Regions from separate parts of the Mus musculus genome. Here regions 1 and 2 are each linked to region 3. Evidence: chromatin contacts called from ENCODE Hi-C or POLR2A ChIA-PET data. All regions are on one chromosome and are shown on one strand. The core of a region is the stretch at or near the end of the contact, and the rest is flanking DNA. Distances in the headings are between cores, read along the strand shown. Region 1 holds the start of Slc43a2 (solute carrier family 43, member 2). Region 2 holds the start of Rilp (Rab interacting lysosomal protein). Region 3 holds the start of Inpp5k (inositol polyphosphate 5-phosphatase K).

Evidence for each region. A loop is a pair of places that touch in the nucleus more often than their neighbours do. ChIA-PET counts read pairs that join two places held with the same protein, here RNA polymerase II (POLR2A).
Region 1: a loop to region 3 is called in a map of v-Abl transformed pro-B cells, with 2.3 times the contacts of the local background. The contact joins the promoter of Slc43a2 here to the promoter of Inpp5k in region 3. A Hi-C loop is called at or near these places in 1 of 37 maps with a recorded cell type or tissue (v-Abl transformed pro-B cells). POLR2A ChIA-PET finds 5 or more read pairs at or near these places in 1 of 5 experiments (Patski).
Region 2: POLR2A ChIA-PET joins it to region 3 with 10 read pairs in embryonic stem cell. The contact joins the promoter of Rilp here to the promoter of Inpp5k in region 3. A Hi-C loop is called at or near these places in 1 of 37 maps with a recorded cell type or tissue (v-Abl transformed pro-B cells). POLR2A ChIA-PET finds 5 or more read pairs at or near these places in 2 of 5 experiments (both embryonic stem cell).

Annotation. Positions count from the first base shown.
Region 1 is chr11:75,530,155-75,534,072 of GRCm38, forward strand. Slc43a2 (solute carrier family 43, member 2) reads left to right here and starts at 1,958. Exons shown (of 14, transcript NM_001199283.1): 1 at 1,958-2,260; 2 at 2,434-2,634. The coding sequence starts at 2,475.
Region 2 is chr11:75,507,593-75,511,948 of GRCm38, forward strand. It overlaps Rilp (Rab interacting lysosomal protein), which reads left to right and starts at 2,502. Exons shown (of 8, transcript NM_001029938.2): 1 at 2,502-2,780; 2 at 2,852-2,945; 3 at 3,040-3,146; 4 at 3,230-3,415; 5 at 3,697-3,842; 6 at 4,188-4,310. The coding sequence starts at 2,556. It overlaps Prpf8 (pre-mRNA processing factor 8), which reads left to right. Exons shown (of 42, transcript NM_138659.2): 39 at 682-822; 40 at 929-1,068; 41 at 1,175-1,377; 42 at 1,543-1,855. The coding sequence ends at 1,697.
Region 3 is chr11:75,628,368-75,632,726 of GRCm38, forward strand. It overlaps Inpp5k (inositol polyphosphate 5-phosphatase K), which reads left to right and starts at 2,653. Exons shown (of 12, transcript NM_008916.2): 1 at 2,653-2,830. The coding sequence starts at 2,733. It overlaps Pitpna (phosphatidylinositol transfer protein, alpha), which reads left to right. Exons shown (of 12, transcript NM_008850.2): 12 at 1-437.

The sequences.
Region 1 (3,918 bases), core at 708-3,207, 99 kb before region 3:
CCCCTAGCACGAGGCGGCAGAGGGCAGCCTGGATTACATAGCCAGTTCCAGGATGGCCAGAGCTACATAGTGAGATCCTGTCTCAACACTTCCCCAGACACACACACAGACACACACAATCTGAGGGAGAAGGGGGCACTATTTATTTGAAGAGGGGGAGGGAACATTTTAGATATATGTCTGGAGAAGGTCCTCAAGCAGATTGCTTAGGAAAAGGATTGAAGGGCTTAATCTATTGGCAGATAGTAGGTCCAATTTGGAGCTTATGAGATTTCTGCACAGTAGGTCATCAGGCCCCCAAACCCACCAGCAAGCCTAGACCAAGTCTGGGAGAGCATGCACTAGCAGAATGGCTGGCGAAGGTTCTGGGCACCAGGGGGCGCACTCGAGCTGAGGGAAGCTGAGTCAGGCTGCTGGGGACACCCTTAGCTCTAAAGCAAGCCGGCTCTTGAAGTGTGGAGAATCTGAGGGATACCGAGTGTTTTCTGAGGGGAGGTTAGTGCCTCTCGTCAGGGAGACTCGGACGGACAGCCAAATCTTTCGTGCTGAGGCTCCATTCCACGTCCAAGCAGGTCCTCAGAGCAGCGCAGCTCCGCTGATGATACAGAAAGGACGGAGCTCTTTGGACCCCTAGTGATCTATCGCGCTCTCCAAAGTCAGACTTAGACTAACTAGGTGCTCGGGATTGCTCACAGCATGAAGAAGGGTGGACGAGAAAGTGTGCCAGCCACATGAAAGAGTCGTTTGGGAAAGTGGGAGGGCAGGGCATGCCAAGGTGACCGGCCTGAACACTGACCGGTCTCTGAAGGCACCGAGAAAAGAGGGCGCGGGATGGGGATGGCGACAACTGGAGGACCAGGGGCTCTTAGTCCAAAATCCTGACTACAGACCCTTAAGGGACACCGATTAAAGACCAGGCAGGAGGCACCTGATTCCAGGCAAGGACCCGGTGAGTCGGGAGATCTAGCAGGGATGCGGTAATTATGCCACGACCTGGGTCGGGGTGTTCTGATACCCGTAGACAGCGCCTGGATAGGACAACGGGGGCTAGGCAGCGAGGAGCCCGGACACAAAGCCCAAGGAGCAGGCCGGGAAACAGCACAAAAGGGCGGTAATGGCCTGCGGAGTTGGAGCATCCGGCCCTGGTTCTCTCCGGGCGAGAACGGTGGTCTATACTGCGGGCCGAACCGCACGGTGCTTGGAGCCCAGCTCGCTGTGGACCAAGACTCCCTGAAACGCTGACCCATGAACTTGACAAGGAAGAGGGCAACGAGAAGGGCGTGGGGCGATGCCCGCGGCGGTCACCGGGTCGAGGGGCACTCCAGTTTAACTGGGTAGAGCTGGGCCTGCCCGAGCCGCCCCCCAGCCCCCCCATTCCTCTTGTTTGTCTCCAAGTCCGGCCGGAACCGGCTTCTGCTCGCCGGGGGGCGGGTGGGTAGCTGCTGATTGGCCGACGCCTGTTTCCAGCCCCACTCAGCCAATCAACGGGCGGCAGTGTTTTTCATCTTAGGATAGGAATAAAAGGGCTGGAAATAAAGGGGACAGAAAAGGCGCCGGGCGGGCCCGATACACACTGGTAGGAGCCGGGTGAGCTGGACTCCCAGGATCCGGGTCTCAGACGAGGGTGCGAGAACCTGAAGCCGCTCGCAGGCAGGGGTTGGAGGGAAGGTGCATACTTGTCAGAGGGACGACACCGGGAGGGAGACGTAACGAAAAAGGCCAGGAGGACAGAGGGACGGGATCCGCTTCTATGGAAACGGGCTAATCGCCGGGGTAACAGCCCGACACGGGGGTCGCGCGGTTGGCTCGCGCCGCCGGTTTGAACCGGCTTCGCCTCTCCCATGCGGGGTTCGCGTGGCGGTAGCGCCTAGCGACCTAAACACTAACCAATGGCGCGGCAGTTCCTGTGCGGTCCCGCCAATGAAAGCGCCGTGGGCGGGCCGTTTCGGGGCTCCCTGTGCTGATTTTGTGGTTGAAGGAACAAGCACTAAGGAAGGGTCTCGAGTGCGGGCGGGCGGGAGCCTGTCAGGGTCCCTGGGAGTGGCAGCTCTCAGGTGAGCCTCTGCTCAGGTGACCTTACTACGAGCTGCCTCCCTTTCCGGCCCCCAAAGTGGCTGTTCAGTCTTGCTTGGGATCAGGACCCGCTCCACGTCCTTGAGCATAATTAGCCCTTTTCCAGCTGCCATGCCTCAGTTTACCTCCGAGTGAACTAAGGGAGAAGCCTTTCCTCTTGGCCAGCGGGGCTCCACTGTGGCCTAAGGTAGCGTTACCAGGTAGCTGCGGGTACGGGGTGGCCCAGGTCCCTGACAGGGCTAGGGTTCTTTTCTTTTGCGGCGGGCACCTATAGCCTGGGCTGCAAGGGACTGACAGGCTGTGCGCCAGCGGCTACACGGGTTGGGTAGAGCCACCGCTGAAGCTGAGGTCTGCGCGCAGGTGTCTGCAGAACCGGAGCCCGACCACCGCCACACCGCACCATGGCGCCCACCCTGGCCACTGCCCATCGGCGCCGCTGGTGGATGGCCTGCACCGCTGTGTTGGAAAACCTCCTTTTCTCCGCAGTCCTCCTGGGCTGGGGTTCGCTGCTCATCATGCTCAAGTCCGAGGGCTTTTACTCCTACCTGTGTACGAAGCCAGGTGAGATGGGCGCCTCGGTCGGGGGCAGGTTTCTGGAGTGGGTCTTTGGGAGAGGGCGGTTGGTGGTGAAGATGTAAGCCAGCTATGCCTGCTTGCTGCACAGCGCCTCTAAGTGCCAAAAAGCCCATTTGATCCTCATCCAGCTCTCTGGGTGCGTATCATTATCATCGTCCCTGTTTGTGGATGGAGAAACTGAGGCTGGGACAAGTCTTCCATTTGCCCAAGCTGTAGACTAATAGACTAATAGACTCCTGCGTGCAGTCAGGAACGTTGCTGGCCTTCTGGTCTTCCAGGGCCTGCAGCATTGCTTGCCTTGCAAAAAAAAAAAAAAAAAAAAAAACATGTGTAAGAAAGAGGAACTCTCATAGGCCGGGGTGCAGCAGGAGAGAGGAAGTGGCTTCGCCTCCACCCGAAGGAAGGTTCATCTAGACCTACATGTTTTTAAGTCAGGCCATTATGGAGTCCCCTTAAAGGCTTGCCAAGATAGAATTTCTTGTCTATTTTTGCTGCTTTATGATTCTCCAAAGGCCATTTCCTCTCCTGAACTGTGAGAACATCTCAGTGGCTTTCAAAACATCGTAGGGAGGAAGAGGAAGGGAGACAGTGGTAGAAGGATGCTTAGACTCTCCAGGACAGACTGCAGGCAGGCTGAGGCTGGCCCACACTACCCCCACCCTTCCTTCTGCCACTCCTGTCTTCATACCCTGGTTGCTGTAGGGTCATCAGTGGGGCCGAGTCAGCTGCCATCCTCTCCCCTTCTTAGGCATCCTTGGTAAGAACTGCTTCTTGCCTTTGTCTCTTGTCTCTGCCCCACCCCGTACCCAGGCTTGACTCTGTAGGTCACTGCTGGCATGTCTTTTTTATTTCTAGAGTCCTATTCATTTACTTTTTTACTTTAAATTTTTTCTTACATTTTTTTATTCATTTATGGGGGCCACAGAACTGGATGACTGACAGAGGACTGCTGTCGATGACAGAGGACTGCTGTCGATGACAGAGGACTGCTTTTGGTTGTTGACACTCTTTTTCCACTATGTGAATTTATGAGGTCAAACTCAGGTTGACAGACTTGGTGGCAAGAGGTTCCACGCCCTGAGTGTCATCTCTAAGAAGTGGGCTTGCTATTTATTTTATTTTATTTTCAAAATAGGGTTTCTCTGTGTAGCCCTGTCTGTCCTGGAACTCAACCCCTAGACCAAACTTGCTTCAAACTCAAGGATCTACCTGCCTCTGCCTCTTGAGTCCTGGGATCAAAGTGCACCATTATTGCTGGGCTCTCAAGAA
Region 2 (4,356 bases), core at 1,252-3,751, 120 kb before region 3:
AAATAAATCTTTAAAAAAAAAAAAAAGGCTACAGATATAGAGAAAGCTCAACCACAGAATGCTTACCCGGGATGCATTACCTATGCACACCTGGGTTTGGTTTCTTGAGAAGAAAAAAACCCTGAGGCCGCTGAGGTGGCTCAGTGGGTGAAGCACTTCTCACAGGAGCCGGACAAGCTGAGTTTGATGCTCCAGAACCCCTGTATAGGTGAAAGGAGAGCCTGTCCCATAGAATTTTCCTCTGACCTTCACATACACTCAGTGCCATACAGAATAATAATACATTAAAAACATTTTTGTTTTTGAGACAGGGTTTCTCTGTGTAGCCCTGGCTGTCCTGGAACTCGCTTTGTAGACCAGGCGGGTCTCGAACTCAGAAATCCACCTGCCTCTGCCTCCCAAGTGCTGGGATTAAAGGTGTGTGACACCACGCCCGGCTAAAAATATTTTTGTATGTAGGAGTTTTTTCTGTACACCATATTCAGGCAGTACCTGTAGAGAGCAAAAGAAGGTCCTAAAACTGGAGTTGCAGACAGTTGTAGGCCACCATGTGGCAGGTCCTCTGGAAGAGCAACCAGTACTCTTAACCAGTGAGCCATCTCTCCAGCCCCAACAATAAAATTTTAAAAACTTCTGGCATTCTGGGTTGGTACTAAGAATACCTTCTGATCTCATCTCTAGATTGCAGGATACCTGTATGGGGTGAGCCCTCCAGATAACCCTCAGGTGAAGGAGATCCGTTGTATTGTGATGGTGCCGCAGTGGGGCACGCACCAGACTGTGCACCTGCCCAGCCAGCTGCCCCAGCATGAGTACCTCAAGGTTAGTGGTGGTGGAGCCTGGGAGTGCACTCACTGTCGTGCTACCCTAATGGGGGACATTTGTCTGCAGATGGGTTGAACATCTCTTTATTGCTGTTTGCCTACAGGAGATGGAACCCTTAGGTTGGATCCACACTCAGCCCAATGAATCCCCCCAGCTATCACCCCAAGATGTCACCACTCATGCCAAAATCATGGCTGACAACCCATCTTGGGATGGGGAGAAGACTATTATCATCACGTGCAGGTTGGTGTGGGCCTCTTGGGTGGAAATATTATAGAGCAGGCATTGCAGGCCAGGACCTGGATTGGTGGCTTGAGCGCTTACCCTGTCCCTGTCCCCCCCACCCCAGCTTCACACCAGGCTCCTGCACACTGACAGCCTACAAGCTGACACCCAGTGGGTATGAGTGGGGCCGGCAGAACACAGACAAAGGCAACAACCCCAAAGGCTACCTACCCTCGCACTACGAGAGGGTTCAGATGCTCCTGTCTGACCGATTCCTCGGCTTCTTCATGGTCCCCGCCCAGTCCTCCTGGAACTACAACTTTATGGGTACGTGGTTGTGTGTGCCTAGGAAGTGTGGGGTAGAGACAGGTGACCAGCATGCTTGGTCATCTTGTCATCTTGAGGTCTGGCTGCCTTGGAAACGGTCCAGGGGCCCAGGCTGGGTGAGGCAGGCAGAACCTTATTAACTTCTGATGTTTCCCCTCCCATTAGGTGTTCGACATGATCCCAACATGAAATACGAGCTGCAGCTGGCAAACCCCAAGGAATTCTACCATGAGGTCCACAGGCCCTCCCACTTCCTCAACTTCGCCCTTCTGCAGGAGGGTGAGGTCTACTCTGCAGACAGAGAGGACCTCTATGCCTAGTTACTTCCTTCTGCTTCAGATCCCCAAAGCCTGGAGCCTCTTGAACGCCCTCCCCAGACAAGCTGCTGACATTCAGCAGTCAGCCCCTTTGCGTTCTGTGCTTGTGTTGTTGATAGATTGTAATCCTGAACAAAATGTAATAAATTTTATAAATAGTGCTTTTGTTTTCTTGCTGTTATGAGGTCAAATTCTGGGCATAGGCGTTTGAGGATTGGGGACTAGCTTGGGCAGTTGACAGCAAGGTACTGGGCCCTGCCTTCAGAGCCTTGAGGCCTTCTCCGCTGGAGGCTTAGAGGCTCCCTAGACTCAGGGAGCTGAGTTGGGGCTGGCTTATTACTTTGAGCATATTTGCTGGTTTCTCTGTAAAAGTACTTGGAGTCTACCTATTTTCAACATCACTTCTTGGACTGTGTGGTCCTCCTATAGCTGTAGTGCCCGGTCTCGTTCATTTTTGTAAACTGTGTGGTTCCTAGTGGGGGAACATACTTAAGTGACTGTCCCTGCAGTCCAGTAGAGGCTGTTTGCTGACCTTCAGTCTTTCACCTCTTGGCAGCCAAGTCCAGGGGTGGAGCCCGGGTCAGGCGCTATGGGGAGGGCTTGCCTGAAGTGACCACTTACAGCTCTAGTCCTCAACTCTTGGATACCTGCCTGGAAGTTGGCCGACCTGTATCCAGTGACCTTGTAGGGCACAGGGAGCCCAGAGCACTCTCCCACTCCAGGGCCTTTTTCCCTATTTGTTCCTCCCGGGTTGCTTCTACCCCGCCCCTTATGGCCCTAAACTTCCTGGGCCGGAACTGTTAAGCTTTTTCCTGCACCAGTTAAGGGTGTGGGTGGCTTTTGACCTTAAGAGAGGAAAAAATGGAGCCCAGGAGGGCAGCGCCCAGGCTACCCAGTCAGGCCTCTTCTTCAGTGGGCGCAGGGTCAGCCGCCGAGCTCGTGTACCATCTAGCGGGGGCTCTGGGCACTGAGCTACAGGGGCTGGCACGCCGCTTCGGACCCGACGCGGCGGCTGGGCTGGTGCCACTAGTCGTGCGGGCGCTGGAGCTCTTGGAAAAGGCCGCCGTGGGGCCGGCTCCGGACTCGGTGAGTCACCGGCTCCTCCTTTTACCCCTGAGAGCCGGCAGGCCTAACCCTGAGACCCCTGGCTCCCCCAGCTGCAGGTGTCCGCACAGCAGGCAGAAGTGGAGCTGCGGCGGCTGCGCGAGGAGAACCAACGCCTCCGCCAGGAGCTAGGCTCCGGGCCGCAGGGTGAGTGAGGGTCCCACCGGAGCAGAGCGAGCTGGGGGCAGCCGGGGCCTGCGTACCCCAGAGATCGGTAGTGCTAAAGACACCCCTTCCTCAGAGGAGCGCGCGCTGCTCCGACAGCTCAAGGAGGTGACAGACAGACAGCGGGATGAGCTTCGGGCACACAACCGAGATCTGCAGCGCCGAAGCCAAGAGACCGAAGCGGTGAGGGCGGGGCCAGGCGGAGTGGGGTGGGGCCGCTACGGCCCTCGGAGCCCCGCCCCTAGCTCTCTCGCTCCACCCCCTAGCTGCAGGAACAGCTACAGCGCCTCCTGCTGATCAACTCTGAGCTGCGGCACAAGCTGGCTGCAGTGCAGACCCAGTTGAGGGCCGCCCAGGACCGGGAGAGGGAGCGCCAGATAGCTCAGGATGGCTCCAGCCAGCTGGCTAAAGAACAGAGCTTGGAACCTGATGCGGCAACCTCAGATGACCCGGTAAGAGACGGAGCGAAGTCAAAATACATCCCAGAGCTCACAGCATTCAGCAGTTGATGACCCAGCCTGGGTTTACCTGGCATGGATGTACCATGCAGTATAGAAGGTACCCAGGAAGTTGGAAGGTAGCAACAGCAGTTGTGTGCTATGTACACCTATGTAGCAGCAACTTTGTCCTCTAAGTTTTCCCAGCAGACACTTCCCATAATATTATTGTGAGCGCTGGGACTTAGGGAAGAGCTAAGACAGACTGCTCTCTGACCATTCCTGACCTTGTACAGGTGGATACTCAGAAGCAGCCAGGGAACCTTCCAGAAGCTGTCCAGTGTGGATTCAGCAGGGAAGAGCTTAAGCAAATCCTTCAGGAGCGGAATGAGCTCAAAGCCAACGTGTTCTTGCTCAAGGAGGAGTTGGCGTACTTCCAGCGGTGAGGGACTGGAAGCCAGGATGCCTGTTCCTGGTCACCCCACCTTATTTTTTGGATCGTTTATAGATCAGCAGTGACAATTGCCAGGGTCCTGCTCAGGCACTGGGAAGAAGTAACTTCCACAGTCCTTGCCCTTCTGGAACCTCACTCAAACAGGGCAGCACCAGGGGTCACCAAACTGAAGCAGCAAGCCTTATCCTTAGGAGGGGCCATCTAAGCTCATTTCAGAGGTGTTGGCGGTATAGAGCTTTCACGGGTTTCCAGGGGAAACAGTGAGCAGAGCTCAGGTACTTGATTGACACCTCCTGTTGGCCTTCCCACTTTCTTCCCTTCCTGCTTCTCTAGAGAGCTGCTCACAGATCACCGTGTTCCTGGGCTTCTGCTTGAAGCCATGAAGGTGGCAGTCAAGAAACAGAGGAGGAAGATCAAGGCCAAGATGTTAGGGACACCTGAAGAAGCAGAGAGCAGGTAAGATCCTGCCTCTGTGCTCACCAAACGAACCCCTTGGCCTGCT
Region 3 (4,359 bases), core at 1,403-3,902:
CTTCTTGTGGAGAGACACTGGGGAGGGACAGGTCAGGGTCACTGCTGTGGGCATGTGTGTATCCTTCCACATTCTTCCTTTCAGTCCCCCCTGGACCTCTGACGTCCTTGGGTTGGTTCTTAGTGCTACTTCTTTTACAGACTACACTTTATAGAACTGATTAGATTTCCTGTTTATTTAATGTGAGTTTGTGCCTTTTTGTCTCAATCTTCCAATACAGGTATATTGGGGGGAAAAAAGCAGTCTAATAAAATCCTAGACAGAGTTTTTTGGAGTCTAGCTTATTGGTGATGTTCCTATGTCCATTTTTCAACTTAGATGTCCTTAAAGCTCCTACTGATATCTCCCCAGTTTATTTACAGGAGAGGATTATGAGAAGATACAGTGGTATTTCTGACATTTTATGTAAATAAAGTATTCCTTGTCCAAAAAAGTCACTTACAGTATGGATTCGGGCTGGGGTATGGTATAGCTCAGTGGTAGTATTTACCTAACAGGCATTAAAAAAAAGGTCAATTAAAATAGTCCCATGTCAGCCGGGCGTGGTGGCTCACGCCTTTACTCCCAGCACTCGGGAGGCAGAGGCAGGCAGATTTCTGAGTTCGAGGCCAGCTTGGTCTACAAAGTGAGTTCCAGGACAGCCAGGGCTATACAGAGAAACCCTGTCTCAAAAAAACAAAAGACAAAAAAAAAATTAGTCCCATGTCAATTCAGTTTTCTTATGCAGCAGTGCACATCTGTAAGCCATTTTTGCTTTTGTCTCTCTTTTACTCTACTAAGCAATACATTTATTTTTTATTCTTAATTTTAAGTCATGGACTTAAAATATTTTATTAGTTTCAGGAGAAAAACAACAGGGCAAGCAAACTGTAAATCTTGGCAACTGCCTGAAAGAAGTCTCCCTTTTGAGCAGTCACATGGTGACAAGGTTGGGTAGAAAGAATGAAAAAACCCAAAGCACCAGGAAGAGCATGCCTGGGCTTCAGAAATAAAGAAGAAAAAAATCATACTCTGGGGGCTGGAGAGATGGCTCGGCGGTTATGTACTGTTCTTTTAGAGGAGCCGAGTTCAATTCCTAGCACCGACATCTCAGTTTACAACTGCCTAGAACTCCAGCTCCAGAGGAACCTGATGCTTCAAGTCTCCCAGACCTGCACTCTGGTGCACATGCTGGCGTGCACGTGCACACACGCACAATAGAAATAAAAAGCTTGTTTAAAGGCATGGTGCCACGGGGTTTTAATCCCAGCCCTTGGAAGGCAGGTGGATCTTTCTGTGTTTGAGGCTAGCTTGGCCTAATGAGAATACTAGACCAGGTTTGTTAATTTCACTGCAAGTGGACGAGGTTAATGTGCACCACTGGCATGCTTAGTACCCAGAGAGGGGAAAGGGCAACTGGAATTAGAATGATTATGGGCCACCGTGTGGGTGAAGGGAATCAAACCCAACTTCAGTGGTCTGTAAGTGCTCTTAACTTGTGAGCCCTCTCCAGTACTTTCAGCTTTATTACTGTGTTTATGGCTACAACTGTGATTCTTGTCTTCCATCCAGGGGTAAAGCTCAGGTGGTTAGTTAGACTTGGTAGAAGTTGTCCCCTTCCCTTCCATTTTGAGAATGAATCACAGCACAGTTCGAATGCCCTGAAACTTTAAGGTAGCCCAAACTGGACTCAAACTTGGAGTAACCAATCTCGGTGAGTTTTGGAAATAACATCACTACACCGGGTTCCAGAACATGTATTTCAGGTAGTGGAGCTTTTGTGGGTTCTTGAGGCATCACTGGGTAGCTGGTACTACAGTGTGCTAAAACAACACTCCCATTTCCCTGGGGGAAGTCATAACTGTAAAAACAACCCCATGCACTATCCCCCCTACCCCTCAAAAATTAAGACCCAGAGATCTAAAGGAAATAATAAATCGAAGTGTCTGGCAAAGTAAACAGTCACCATGAATATACACCAAATAGCAACGGCTTGTTTTTCATTCACTGATAGCTCTCGGGGATCCTAAATTATTTTGCTTTGTATTCAGCAAAACTAGTTTCAAGTTGGGCGTGGTGGTGTAATCTCAGCTGAGGTCGGAAAATCAACTTGGTCTGTATAACAAGCCCCAGTACTTACTAGCAAGACTGTCTCAGATGGAAAAAAAAATTTTTTTAAATGACGATCACCAAGTCACTTAAATGAATGGAAGTGTTCTCTGACCCCTATGAGGGCGCCAAGGAACATGAGAAATTACTTATAGTGTGGGCGAGAGAGGCCGAACAGACTACAGTGAGGCTCCCCATCCTGTCCACTCCCGGTTTCTGAGGGTGGGCAGGCGACAGCGAAGACCGTACGCTGCGGGACGATCACGAAGCAGCCCGAGTCCTCGAGCCGCAGCAACTTCCGCCCTCAACGCTCCTCACGCCCGCGCCCTTGCGCAAAGCAGGCTGGGAATGCGGAGCCTAGGTGGCCCCGCCACCGCCCACTCCCGCGTCCGGGCCGGCGGTATGGCGTCGGGAGTGGATGACATGTAGAGCCCGCCTCTCTGAGCCTGGCTCAGCTCCGCCTCTGGGCGGTTCGCTCTGCTGTAAAGCCCCGCCTCTGTCCTCCAACCGCACCCCAAAACCCTAGACACTCTGGATCCACCTCCTACGGAAGCCGAAGCGCAGTCCGAATCCGGAAGAAAAACAATCCGGAGGGAGCAGTGCTGCTGAGACCGGAGACCAAGGGCTGCTCCGGCTCGCACTAGATGCAGCACGGAGACAGGAACACACCGGGTTACCGCGAGGGAATAATGTCGGCTGTGAGTCTAAGGAGGCCGAGCGCACCGAAAGGCTTTGCACTCAGGTGAGGACGCAGGTGTAGGCCGGTCGGTTCCTGGCGGTTAGCTGTCTTCAGCCCAGTCTGATTTGTGGGGCTGGATTTCAAAACCACAGTAGGATCAAGGCTGCCCTAGTTTAGATACCCGAATTCTGTCAGGCCAGTACTGAAAGGGCTATGTTAGGATTGATGCACGCTCTAAACTTTGGCTGCCGAGTTGGTCACTGCAGATGCTCCCCAAGCAAGTGTCCAGTTGATTCTTGGAGCAGACAGGGTTAGATTGCTAAGGACCAACATTTGCCCCTACAGTTGTAGATTAGAAGTTTTGTTCCTGTTTTTCAGCAGTACATCATGGGGTCTTCTTGATCGGGCTGTGATCTCTAGAAATCCGAAATCAGATTTAGATAAGATCCTTTAGCGAGGTAAAGCCTGGTCTCATGCCCGCTCTTAAATCACGAGGAACACTGCTAATCGTCCAATTGAGCGTAATTCGCGGTGCATGGATTTGTTACTAATCATCAAAGTTGAGGATTGGGATGCCAAATCCCGAGTTTTATTTTTTATCCACTTAGAGTGGGAATACAAGGAGCCACTGAGTAAAGAAACCGGTTACCTGCCGGACAGCAGGGGGAGACTGTAAACAGACAAAATGACAGTCTCTCAGAGGACTTGAGAGGAAGGTTTTTGTATTATTTTGTTTATATTCATAGGGAGAGGCAGGGAGCTGCTTGAAGCTAACCAGGAATTTTTTTGTTTTGTTTTGTTTACAAGTCACACTTTAAGAACAGGCTCTGGTGGAGAAGGAAATGCCCCCCTCCCCTTTTTGGGTGGCTCTGCGGGATCTTGTGCTTCAGTGCCTCGGTATTCTTGGAACTCAGGTTTCATCTGTAGAGTCTGAGCTCCTGCTTGCTCTGTCCTGGAGACAGTCTGGGCTTCTTGGAGTGTTGCTATAGCAACACCCTCACTGAAGGTCTCCCTAAGTCTTCGCTTTTCTGAACTTGTGATGGATGTGGTGGTATTTAAGAGCTGTTGATTATTTCTCCTGATACTGAGACTTGTGGAGAGCGGAGGTTGGAATGTTATGTACCAACTGGCGACTTGTCCCAAGAGAGAGTAGACTCGTGAGACAGATAATAAGAAACCTGTTACTCAGAAACTTGTCCCTAGGCTACGTGAAGGCCTTGGCAGGATTTGTTGTGTGCCAAGGATCTGCAAGGTAGGAGAGGGGAAGGGAATACGCTGTCAGCCTCTCTCTTTCTGAGTTTCTGTTCTCGTAGCTCTGAAGCACATGGCCATGCTCAGTCAACCTCCAATTCCCTCTCGGTGCTCTTGGGAACCCATAGGTTGAGGAGTAAGCATGCAGAGTTGCTGACTGGGCCACAGAGGATGAGTGAGGTTTCTGTAGCTGGAGGGGCTAATAGGTTCCTGTCTCTCAAACGCAATCATTCTTTCCTTCTGGCCAATGGCATTTGAGCTCCCTTTGGCAGCTCTGTGCCAGGTACTGCCAGCTATGGGCGACTGTAAACCTGCCTAGAAGAGCCAGTTGGAGGGAGGGA